2 separate regions of the Homo sapiens genome follow, and region 2 is linked to region 1. The links are chromatin contacts, found by Hi-C or POLR2A ChIA-PET in ENCODE. All regions are on one chromosome and are shown on one strand. The core of a region is the stretch at or near the end of the contact, and the rest is flanking DNA. Distances in the headings are between cores, read along the strand shown.

What was found. Hi-C counts contacts between places; a loop is a spot of excess contacts on that map. ChIA-PET counts read pairs that join two places held with the same protein, here RNA polymerase II (POLR2A). Pooled maps may share reads with other maps.
Region 2: a map of CD8-positive, alpha-beta T cell shows a loop between it and region 1 (3-fold over the local background). The contact joins the enhancer-like site here to the promoter of ACP1 in region 1. A Hi-C loop is called at or near these places in 8 of 168 maps with a recorded cell type or tissue (B cell, CD4-positive, alpha-beta T cell, CD4-positive, alpha-beta memory T cell and 3 more), 3 of 37 single-sample maps with no recorded cell type and 11 of 50 pooled maps. POLR2A ChIA-PET finds 5 or more read pairs at or near these places in 1 of 52 experiments (activated CD4-positive, alpha-beta T cell).

The regions. Positions count from the first base shown.
Region 1 is chr2:261,399-267,557 of GRCh38, reverse strand. ACP1 (acid phosphatase 1) reads right to left here and starts at 2,611. Exons shown (of 6, transcript NM_004300.4): 1 at 2,551-2,611. The coding sequence starts at 2,593. SH3YL1 (SH3 and SYLF domain containing 1) reads left to right here and starts at 3,526. Exons shown (of 10, transcript NM_015677.4): 1 at 3,526-3,574. The coding sequence starts at 3,574. RefSeq lists an enhancer at 2,501-2,550 and silencers at 2,901-2,980, 3,051-3,630.
Region 2 is chr2:438,211-444,369 of GRCh38, reverse strand. No RefSeq gene overlaps it. Among named protein-coding and RNA genes, the nearest start is that of LINC01874, 51 kb to the left of the region's middle. Within about 2 kb of position 2,714, at least 6 of the 41 ENCODE cell types and tissues checked have a DNase peak (open chromatin) inside an H3K27ac peak, as active enhancers do; they include B cell and CD8-positive, alpha-beta T cell, where a contact is called at or near this core.

The sequences.
Region 1 (6,159 bases), core at 1,362-3,861:
AAACTTTTACCTGCTTTCCTCTGGGTTCAGGATGCTTCTCCAAAATATCCTAGGCTTGCTTCCTCACCTCCTTCAAGTCTTTACTCAAAAGTCATCTATCAGGTGGGGCCTTCCCTGACCATCCCACTCAAAACTGCACTCCACTCCCATTCCCCTTTTCTGCTCTATTTTTCTTAATCTTCACATCAACCGATTGAGCACATCAATTAATACTTGCTGGTGACTGAGAGAACGTGAGCTCCAGAGAGGCTGGGATTTTTGTCTGTTGTGTTCACCACACCACTTAGAGGAATGCATGCCATATAGTAGATGCTCAACAACAACAAAAAATCACTGAATTGTATTGAAATACAATAGTCCCCTCTTTTCCAAGGTTTTGCTTTCCATGGTTACCCCATGGTCAGCTTCAGTTGGAAAATATTAAATGAAGAATTCCACAAATAATTCCTAAGTTTTAAATTGTGCACTGTTCTGAGTAGCAGGATAAATTCTCATGCCATCCCATTCCGTCCTGCCCCAGAAGTGAAACACGTCTTTGTCCAGCATATCCATGCTGTCTATCCACCTATTGCCCTCTAGCTTATCAGATCCATTGTGATGCTATCACAGTGCCTGAGTTCGAGTCACCCTTAGTTTACTAATAATGGCCCGAAATCATAAGAGTAGTGAAGCTAGCAATTCAGATACGGCAAAGAGAAGCCATAAGCACTACCCTTAAGTAAAAAGGTGAAAGTTTTTGACTTCTTATGGAAAGAAAAAAAAAACTTATACCGAGGTTACTAAGATCTACAGTACGAACAAATCTTCTATCCATGAAAATGTAAACAAGGAAAAAGAAATTCCTGATCGTCTGCTGTCTTGCCTCAAACTGCAAAAGTTGCGACCACAGTTTTAAATGCTTAGTTAAGGTGGCAACGGTATTACATTTGTGGGTGTAAGAAACGAGCAGACACATGTTCCAATTGACAGCAATTGGGTTTGGTACTACCCACAGTTTCGGGATCCACTGGGGAGTCTTGGAATGTATCCCCTACAGCTAAAGTGGGACTACTGTATATGCAAGGATACACTTCCCCATTAACAGCAACCATGATGCATTATGCCAGCATAATCGACAATACCAACCAAAACTATACAAGGGAATGGAATATTATTTAGTAACCATCCTTAACCAAACTACTGTTTAATAAACTTATTGATTTCATCATTCAGCCTTCAATGAGTCTTAAAAATCAAATGATGCCCACTACCAATGTGAAACAAGGTAAGCCTTCTAATTCGTCTTTCACAGAAGTTAACTTCTACAAAACCTAGTCAGCGTTTATCATATATTGTCCTAAAGCTGAAAACAAAATGAAAAATAAGCCACAGTTATTGCCATCGACAAAATTAAACTCAGCTGGGATTTCAACAGACTATCAAATAATTATAGTAAAATTTGTGTAATAAAAGATGTCGATAAGGAATCACACCTTTTCTGTATTACATCTTTTACTATATTACACAAATTATAGTAAAATTTGTGTAATAAAAGATGTCGATAAGGAAGCAACTCATGATCTGGGAAAGCAAAGGAGGAAATATTTAGGTTTGACTTTATAAAATAAAAAGGCTTTCCAGGCAAAATGCATAATGGGCACCCAGCGATGAAGGCTCAGTAAGCATGTGAAGTGCTACCGAACAACGAAAGGTTCTGGAAGGCAGTGTCCCGAGGGTGTGAGCAGGAAAAGGTACAGGAGATAAAGTGAGGAGTCTGTAAAAATAAACAGAAACTGCAGGAAATGCAAACTCACAGAAGGTTTTAAGTAACCGGACTACTGACAATTTAGGCCTTCCTCTCAGGGTGGAGGCACCGAGGAATATAACCTTGTAGTGCTACACCAAAGGAAGATCCCTGAAGACCAAACGGAAAATAAATTATGTTTGAAGTAAGGCAAGCTAAGTGTTGAAATTCTAGGAGTGAAAATAATTTAAGCTGGAAAGTTCCTGAAAAGCCATTAATAAAATACACTTTCATTTTTCATGGGCCAAAGTTATATAGGGACCTCCAGGTCTCCTTTGCTTGGCTTTTACAATCAAGAAACCCGAAACCGTAAAACTTCATCTCCCTTTAACTCAGATCCCTATCTAAGCATGGGCTAAGGAAACTAGCAAACAAAACAATGTTGTCATAGGACTCAGGAGGCCCCTAAGAGACCACATCAGTCCGACAACCTCCAGGCCTACCTGGGCCCATTGGAGGGGAACGAGAGGGATTCTAGTAGTCGCAAAGAAAGTACCTTGGCTTGTAGGGGCTGTGGCTGCAGATGCCAAGAGCCCCGGATATATGGCAGGCGCGAGGGGACCCAGGTTTAGCGGGCAGGCTGGGCGGGTGCACGGGGCGGATGGGGAACAGGGGCGCTGCGGCACACTCCTAGAACACCCTAGGCCTCCCAGTCCCTGGCCTCCTCCCCCTCATGGTTCCTAGGCCGGCGGCACAACCTACAGCGCACAAGCCCGATCCAACTCTCCAGAGGACGTCAGAACATGAGTAAGTCGGCGCCCTCTTACCCAGACACACAAACAGCACGGACTTGGTAGCCTGTTCCGCCATCTTCCCGCGCGCAGAGGCGCCGAGACACCGCGGCGTTCCGCACGCCGACGCGGCGCAGGCGCACTGCCACCCTCTTGCCCCGCGCGCCTGCGCAGTCCCGCACCAACGCCAACAGGGCAGCGCGTGTGAGAGCCACGCCTGCGCAATCGGCTCCAGTGCGCCTGCGGAGGCGGTCCTATGACGGTAGTAGGACGGGCGGGGAGGGTCCGCGGGTCACCTGCAGGGACTGGGCCGCCGTTCACCTGCAGGGGCGGGGCTGCAGGTTGTCCGGAGGAGGAGGAGCTGCGGGGGTGGGGTCACCTGGAGGGAGTAGGGCCGCGGAAGGCGAGGGGGTGTGTGTGTGTGGTGGCGGGGGTTGGCGGGGGGGAGTCACCTGGAGGGGGCGGGGCTGCGGGTCGCTTGGAGGGGAAGGAGCCGCGGGAGGTAAAGGTTACCTATAGGGGACGGGGCCGCAGGAGAGGGGTACCTGGAGGAGGAAGGGCCGCGGGTCACCTGCAGGGCGGGCTCAGGCCTCGCGGCTCCGCGGGCCGCCCACCTGGGTTGGGGCACAGCGCGAGTCTCGCGCACGTGGCGGGCTGTGGTGCCTGTCGTTCGAGTTCGCATAGAGGGGCTGGGCGGGTCACGCGGGGAACCTGCCTTGAGCCCCGCGGGGTCCACGCCGGACCAGGGCGGCCTTGGGCCTGGGCGCTCCCTGAGACCCCCACCCCCAACACCGTGCTTGGAGCCGCCGCGGGGCTCTGGGCTTTTCGATCTTGAGGACGGGGCGGTTCCGAAGTCCCTGAGGGCGAAGGCCTGAGCGCGGCCCGGCGGGCGCGTGGTTTTTGTCCCGCGAAACGTACACGGCGGGTGTTTTGCGCCGCCTCCTTCGTCACCTGCCGCAGGTACGCCCTCGCTGGGGCCTCCTTGTCCGCGGGGCGGGGCAGCGCGCCTTCCTCTTCCTGGGCAGCCTCGGGACGGGGCGCCGCGGCCGGGCGGGCAGCAGTGAGTACCCGGGGACCCACCTGTCCGGCAGCACCCTCCCCTCTCAAGAGCTGGGCGGTGGTGGGAGGAGGAGGACGGGAAAACCGGCGATGCCTCTGGGGTTTCTAGGTCGCGCGTCTGTTAACCGCAAACCGCCCAAAGTTAAGATAGAGCAGCTTCCAGGACTTTCTTGACCACAGCGATTTTGATTGAAGTTTAGCCACCGTCTTTTCCATTTTTAGAAAAGCTATTCCGAAGTTTGGAATGATGACGATGGTCGTGTTATTTTTAACTTCCTGATATTTGAACGGCGAGGTGTCAGCGACCATCCTTCCGTTCCACAGAAGCGTCTCTGAAGTTTGGGTCGAATGCGCGCGCTTGGAATGTGCGTGGAACCCGCGGCAGGCGCGGGGAGGAGGCCTTGGCTAGGGCGCCGGCGAGGTTCGAGTTTGCCAGCCCCCCAACCTGGAAGAGAAGGGCCAGCCCCTCACACCCGGAAGGGAAGGGCCGGTCCCCCCAACACCTGGCGCCGGGGTCGCGGGGCCACAGGGCGAGCGCGGGGTCGCGGCGAGCACGGGTCCTCTCTGATCGCTGGGCCTTGGCGCTGGCTGCTGAGTTTTTCCTTCTTTAAGGAAGTGTGGAACTGGTCTCAATCGGTTGACCACCTTAAGGAAATAGGATTTACACTGTGGACAGAGATGTGTCCTTTACACTTCATTTGAACCAATATGCCCATGCTCCTGTGGAGGCTGAGTTGGAAAGTGACACGAAGCTGCCCCCCCGCAAGAGAGCAGGTGCTCGGTTTCTCTTCTGCTTACAGGAGATGCATGTCCTGATTTCTTGTTCTCCTAGGTGTTTTTATTGAGATGTAGGGAATATCTGAATTCATAACGACTTAGAAAATCTGTACACACAGTTGAGAGAACAGGTCTCGAGGCTAAGGTGCTGTTTACTCCCGTGGGCTGGCCTGTTATTAAAATACTTGTGCAGCGACTGATGTTTACAAATTACTATGTTGGAGGTTAAAATGATCAAAGTGATAACCTCCATCCTGTCTATCATGTTTGAGGAGAATTGGTTATTTGGTTCACTAATGTTCTGTTTAAAGAAAATTTCTGTAAAACTAGTAAATGTTACCCCTCATCTTTTGTAAGTTAAAAAAAAGTTTAAAATAATGTTTGCTCATCAAAAGTGATTTGATACTTTTGTTCTGTTTAGGAAAACTTTATTCTCAAGAGATTTCTCATTCCGCAGAAATAAGGATCTGGCATGTCAACACAAACATAGGAAGTTGAGGCAGTCAAAGGGAAATAACTGCTACCCTGACTCTGCTGAGAGCCTCACAAGTCCCTGTGCACGCCAGCTTGTTTGCCAGTGAGTGGCGTCATGATAAGACAAAATTCTCTGCTCTGAGACCTAAGCACATGAAGTTTTTAAAAAAATTTTCTCTGAGAAGATCCCATTTTTTACTCTAAAAGATCAGACCAGTGTGGCATGTGTGGAACTGCTCTGTACCAAGATCACACTCTTCAGTTGGAGAAGAGGAAGGGCAGGAATAAATAAAGGGCTTTCCTGTCTCCCGAGGGAGCAGAGAAAGCTTTCGCTGTCCTCTTCCTTCCCCAGCCACAGCCTGGGGTTGGGGGACTGGAAACAAGCTCAGGCTAGCACTTGATGTTCAGACGGTAGTCTGAAAGTTTGACTAGGGAGTTAATGATCTGACCAGAGAGACAGGTTTTTATTTTGAGAACTGACAAGCTTTGTGTCCTTAAAACAAAGGAAGTAGTTAAACCAAGGCCCCAGAAAGGTAAGAATTGACTTAAGAAACAAAGGCCATAGTTGTCAAGCAGTGGAGTTCAAAATGCAGTTTTGTTAATAAAAGTAGCTTAAAGCAACATTTGAAAGCCTCTCTAAAGATTAGATACATACACTTTCTTTTGGCTAAGATTTCTTTAGTTTATTCTAAATATACCTTTAGCAGCATTCAAGTTCCTTTGATCTTAGATGGAATTTTATCAGTTTAATGAGTTAACCTCCATTTCACATAAAGTATAAGGTTTAATAATTTGATTAATATGTAATCAGTAAGAACTTGGAAAACCAAATTTAGTAAGCTTGCTTTCCTGTAAGTATTCCTTTCATAATTAGAGTCCATTGAAGAAAATAATATAAGGGAAGCAAAAGTTTGGGAATCTGAACTCTGGTAAGGAAAGTGGTGGAGAGGGGCCCTTGGGTCTTCTTGCTTTCATTCCTGACCCTCCGTGTACAACTAGATTGGAAACCGTAGTCAGCTTTGTCACCTCAGGTGGCAATTTACTCCGAGTAGGATTCTCATGTCCCTGTTTGTCCCCAGTGACTCTAGCATTGAGTTTATAGAACTGCGATCAATACCTAAAATTATTTCCAGATCTTAAGCTGATTTATGCTTTTGAGGTTTCCAAAGTAAAAATTGTCTTTCCGGTATTTTATAAGACCTTCTAATTTAAAAAAAAAATGTGTTACTATGAAAATTTAAAACATTTTAACTTTTGTTTTAAAGAAAACTTTATTTGAAAGTTTCTTAGCTTGAGGTTTGGCAGCCACTCTTTTTTTAGAAAAAACTTAAATAT
Region 2 (6,159 bases), core at 1,465-3,964, 180 kb before region 1:
CAGAGGCCAGTGCATAGTGAATGCCACGTAAATGCTGTTATCAGCCACTTTAAAGTATTTGTATTGTGTGTCTAACTCTGAAAAGTAAAACAAACAGGTATCTCTCTTTGCTAAAAAGACATGAGTCCAAAGATAGCCCAGAAGACTCAGAAAGGGTGAGCAGAGCCCCCCACAACGGGACTTCAGGGAAGTGGGTGCGTCCTGTTTCTCCACAGCCCTCAACAGGTGTAGAAAAAGACTCCTTGGGCTGGGATTTTAAAAATCAATTTTGTGGGTGATGATTTGTTGCAACTGCAACACCATCCTTTTTACCTTCACAACACTCAGAAACCTTCTGAGTATTTCCTAGAAGAATTCCTCGGAACCATCAGCCATCAGAAAGGCTAACGGGAAGTGCCCGCCCTCTCCAAGTGACAGGAATGATTTATCACAGCGGTTTCTCATTCTATTACAGAACCTGAGCTCTATTAAGTTTGGCGTAAGTGTGAACTCTGTTTTTGAAGGGCTATACAACGAAAGAGAAACAGTTTACTGCAAATTAAAATATAATGTACAAAGTTCTCTAATTACCTTTAATTTCACCTCAATCCATTTCAGTATTATGTGTGCATTTTGAGAAAAGTTAGCTGCTATTTTAATAATAGATGTAAAAGACTGTCTCTGAAAATAAGTCACTTCAACCAACCATGAACCAACGGCTTTCAAATACATATCATGGAACAAACGCTGGAAAAGTTGGGGTGGGATTGAAGGACACACGGGGTGGGATTTTTCCTGCACAGACCTTGGCCTCGCCTGGGTTGGTAAGAAGTGGACAGACACACGACCCACAGTGCAGGCTAGGCACCGGCCAAGCAAGTGCTGTGGGCCAAGCTGCTCAGACTTCAGTCTGCAGAGGAGCTGCCGGCGCCCTTGCTAACAGGCAGGTTCCGGTCTGTGGATCTGAGGAGGGGCCCGAGGTGGTGCTCACTGGCCAATGTGGAAACACTGTGAGTGACGAGACGCAGGGAACCCTGGGAGTCAAGGGAGGCGAAGAGCAGAGACGCGGTCCGGAGCAGAGCCGCACAGGTGTGGAGGTGATTGTGGGCAGCCTGGAGGCGCGAAGGCCAGGGCCTCACCTTGTTCACCACGCTGCTTGGTGACTTGGGGAAGCGGGCCCCCTCTCCAGGGAGGGCTGTCTGTGAGTCTGTCTGTGATTCTCCAAGTCAATATCCAAGTGATTGGCAGAGTTCCCTCCTCAAATCCCCCAGCTGATTTAGAGACCAGCATGATGGCCGAGGAGGTGGCTGTGTAGGGGCAGTGTGGGGGGTGGGAAGTGCCACTGAAGACTCACCCGTGGGCACACAGCTGTGGGGGAGCTCCCAGTGACCATCTCACAGCACAGCAAACGGTGTGATGGTCGCTTTGGTGTCCCCTGAAGACTCACCCGTGTGCACACAGCTGTGGGGGAGTTCCCAGTGACCATCTCATAGCACAGCAAACGGTGTGATGGTCGTTTTGGTGTCCACTGAAGACTCACCTGTGTGTGCACAGCTGTGGGGGAGTTCCCAGTGACTATCTCATAGCACAGCAAACGGTGTGATGGTCGTTTTGGTGTCCACTGAAGACTCACCCGTGTGCGCACAGCTGTGGGGGGCTCCCAGTGAGCATCTCACAGCACAGCAAACGCGGTGTGATGGTCGTTTTGGTGTCCCCTGAAGACTCACCCGTGTGCACACAGCTGTGGGGGAGTTCCCAGTGACCATCTCATAGCACAGCAAACGGTGTGATGGTCGTTTTGGTGTCCACTGAAGACTCACCCGTGTGCGCACAGCTGTGGGGGGCTCCCAGTGAGCATCTCACAGCACAGCAAATGCGGTGTGATGGTCGTTTTGGTGTCCCCTGAAGACTCACCTGTGTGCACACAGCTGTGGGGGAGCTCCCAGTGACCATCTCACAGCACAGCAAACGGTGTGATGGTCACTTTGGTGTCCCCTGAAGACTCACCCGTGTGCACACAGCTGTGGGGGAGTTCCCAGTGACCATCTCATAGCACAGCAAACGGTGTGATGGTTGTTTTGGTGTCCACTGAAGACTCACCTGTGTGTGCACAGCTGTGGGGGAGTTCCCAGTGACCATCTCATAGCACAGCAAACGGTGTGATGGTCGTTTTGGTGTCCCCTGAAGACTCACCCGTGTGCACACAGCTGTGGAGGAGCTCCCAGTGACCATCTCACAGCACAGCAAACACGGTGTGATGGTCGTTTTGGTGTCTCCTGAAGACTCACCCGTGTGCACACAGCTGTTGGGGCGCTCCCAGTGAGCATCTCACAGCACAGCAAACGGTGTGATGGTCGTTTTGGTGTCCACTGGGCTGGGCTGCAGTCCCAGTTATTTAACCAAACACTCAGCTAGGCATTGCTGTGATGGCATTTTGCAGAAGTGACTGCTTCTGAGAAGCTGACCCTTGATCGTTTCCCTGCTTCTCATACTTTCATTATGAGTGAACATGAAAATGCTCTTTTACAGTAAAGCACAGTTTTGATGTTACTTCCAGGACACAGAGTTCGCGCCACAGTAAACAGGGCGTGTGTGTGGAAACTGGCCTGGAAGTTGGGCTGTCGGGAGGGTGGAGGGAGAGAGCCAAGCTGGGGCTGCAGGGCTGCAAAGCCTGGGTGACACAGAGCGCGGCACCCCCCACGCCTGCTCCACCACGCGCTTGCCCTCCGAAAAGCCAGATCCTGTCTCTGTGGCTTTCTCCAGCCTCACAGGGACACAGTTCCCAGGGATGCTGCCTGTAAGTGTCTACGGAGCCTCAACACACAGTTCTGTAATTATTGTAGTATTTTTCAAATCAAGGCACTGTATAGACACAGACTGGTGCTGCCTCCTCTCTGGGATGTTGGTCAGGGTGGTGAGGGAAGCAGGCTGAAATCGAAAGGGCAACTGAACGCCTTCGTCATAAAATGTCTGTGAAGGCTTCTGTTCTGAGCCAGACTTGGACCTGGGCAGAGCCTGACTCTTGGGGCCTGGAGAAGCCACAAAGATGCTAAAATGTGATGGAACCTCCAGACAGTGTTGCCTTCTTTTAAGTCATTCCAGGACCTCCCGTGACTGTCACAGTGGTCTGTAGTGGGCCAGGTTCTCGTAAGAGAAGCAAGCATGGAGATGCCAGCCCATAGGCAGGGCAAGAAAACGGGAGAAGGGCTCCAAGGGCTGAAAGGTGAGACGGGGTGGGAACGTCTCATCACCAATGTCTGCCATCTGAAACTGCCGGTGGTCTCCACAAGCCCCGAAGCCCACCCAGCAGCTGCCCTGTCCTGCTGGGCACAGCCCCCACAGCCCATTTCTCAAGGGTGGTCTTCACGTTCCTATCTCGTGTCTTTCGGGAACAGACGGTGCCCTGTCCTCCATCCCCCCACCCTCTGCTCCACCTGCTTCCCCGAGGCCTGGGCTCTGCCTGCTCCATCTACCCGCGGCCAACTCACCTGAGCAGGTGGCACGTGCTGTAAACAGCACTGGGTGTGGAGATTCGTTTGGTTAACAAAGCTGTAGACCCACTATCAGAAAAGGAGATCACAGGCAGGAGACACTGAAGAGTATCCACTAAAACTGTGGCAGTCCCTTAGGCTAGGGTGCCCGGGTGCTCCAGGGAAACGGAGCCCACAAGAGGAATCTGTATGTATTTAGAGGGAGTGAATGTGTGTATATACATATAGAGAATATATACACTTATATGGAGAGAGAGTGGGGGAGAGAGAGAGTTACTTTGAAGTAATTGGCTTCTGCAATCGTGGGGTCTGCCTGGCAAGTCTGAGAGTGACAGAGTAAGCCAGCAGCTGGAAACGCAGCAGGATGCCACTGCTGTCTTGAGGCAGAATTTATTCTACAGGAAACCTCAGTTTTCGCTCTTAAGGCCTCAACAGATTGGATGAGACCCACACACATTATCAAGGGTCAGCCCCCTCAGAGGCAGTCACATCTGCAAAATACCCTCACAGCAACGCCTAGCAGAGTGTTTGATTAAGTAACTGGCACTGCAGCCCTGCCAAGCAGATGCGGAAATGACCATCATGCTTAGTTTGCTGCATGATGGGATGGTCATTCTAAGACCAAAAAGAACATTTTTTTGGAAAAGGAGCTTGGCAAGACTTTGCAGCCAACATTCTTGAACCGCGCAACACGAATAGGGTGCAAAGTACGGCTCACGCTGTACTTCACGCTGGCTGGCCTTTTGTTCCCGGGCGTCTGTGAGGATCTCGAAAGTACAGTTTGTTCTGCTACAGAGAGTGTCTCCAGGACCCAAATTAGCTCATGTGCAATTAATAAGTAGAGAACGATGCTAATGGGACACAAAAGCACCACAGTCAGCTTTATAGTCGGGGGCCTGGAGCTGTGGCCGCACACATCCAAGTCTTCCGGCTCAGAGAGGAGCCCCTGCCCTGCATGGCACCCCCCAGTTGCCCTGGCCTGGCCCAGCAGTGCCCCATGCAGGGTCCTAGCACCCAGCTCTGTGCCTCCGTGGCTCCTGCCCTGTCCACTGCACCAGCGGCCGCTTCTCCCACAAGGTGGCTCAGTTCAACTGGCTCCCTGGTGTCCAGGTCACAAAGTGGTTTTAGCGCCCTGGGTTCTGAGCGCTCTGCAGAAACCCTATTTCCCCTCACTGTTAGAGCAAGATATGTAGAAAGTGGTACTTTTTATAAACACATGTGTCACACTAAGAGTTCCGCTGTGAAATATCTAAACATACCATTCGACGTTCTTCCCTTCCTCAGACCTCCGCTTCTCCATATTTCTGGGTATTTTGATGCATTATATAGAATGCTAAAAACAAAGACTCTAATTCTATGTAAAGAGTCTTGAAGAAAAAGGAGTTGGAAGATTCATATCTACATTGCAAATTCTTGATAAAAACAGAATGTGTGTGTCTCTTTTCAACATTACGTACATTTTCCCTTGCAGAGGCGTATCCGTGTATTGGCTGGAAAGAGCTAATACCAGCTAACCCATGTGCCAGGCAACACCAGCAACTGGCAGAAGTCAGCAGCAATCCGATCCCACGTGACCGCTCCCTGAAGGCCCAGCCACGTGCAGGGGCCGCTAATCCGAGTAAAGATGATAAAGATCTCGCGTGCTGGGCATTGTCAGAGGCCACCTGGAGCGCACCGCACTGCACCTCCTGCGTCTCACTGCCTCTACTCTCTTCCGGGCTGCCTTGGAGCCAGGGAGATGGAATGTCTCATTCCACTGACATGGAACTTTGTCAATTTACCTAGTAAACATTTGCCAGTGCCCCCCACATGCCGGGTCTCGTGTTTGATGCTGGAAATGCAACTATGGAAAAGGCCAATCTTGTAGCCAAATGCAATCAACAGGCCCTGAAAATGCCCAGTGGGCTGGTGAGCGTCTACAACATCTACAACAGGCAAAAGGAAATTTCACGACGACTCGAGCCCCTGCATTCAACAGGGGGAAATGCATTCAATCCAGCAGGGAGAACCCAAGGTGAAGACAGTTCCCAGAAGCAGAAGCAACGCAGCCCCGGCACCAAGGTGTGAGCCCAGCTGTGGCCGAGGGTTCCTCTCACCTGGTGTGTGCCTCGTGCAAGGGAACCTGCAGAGACGCTGCCCTAAGACCTGCCAAATGGGGACCTGGAGATACATGTGGGAGGCAGCCTTCAAAAGGGAAACCAACCGCACACCCACCAGCAGGGAACAGCTCAGTTGACTTACGTAGAACTGAGGGAATGGCACTCGCTGCACCCCAGAAAACGAGTGGAAGATGAAAGGATTCCATGGAAAATGTCGACGATACATTTGAAGTAAAAAGGCACCTATATTCATAGCATGATCTCATTTTTAATCAGAAATATATTTGGAGAGAGGACAGAGATTAAACATAGCAGACAGAAAGTGGGAAGGGCTTATTCCAACTACTGACAGTACTTGACTCTGGAAAGTTAAACGGAGAATGACAGGAAGTTTAAATGGGATATTTGTACAAATATTTCAGGGTTTCCAACCTCGGCACTTTTAGCAGTTTAGGCTGTATGTTTGTGGCGGGCACCGTCGTGTTGTTAATTTAGGTTAAATTTGGGCTAAAGCTGCCTCCGTACTCTGAGGCCTCAGCCTAGCTCAGCATGTAAACAAACCACAAGCTGCCACGGGTGTGTATTCCGGT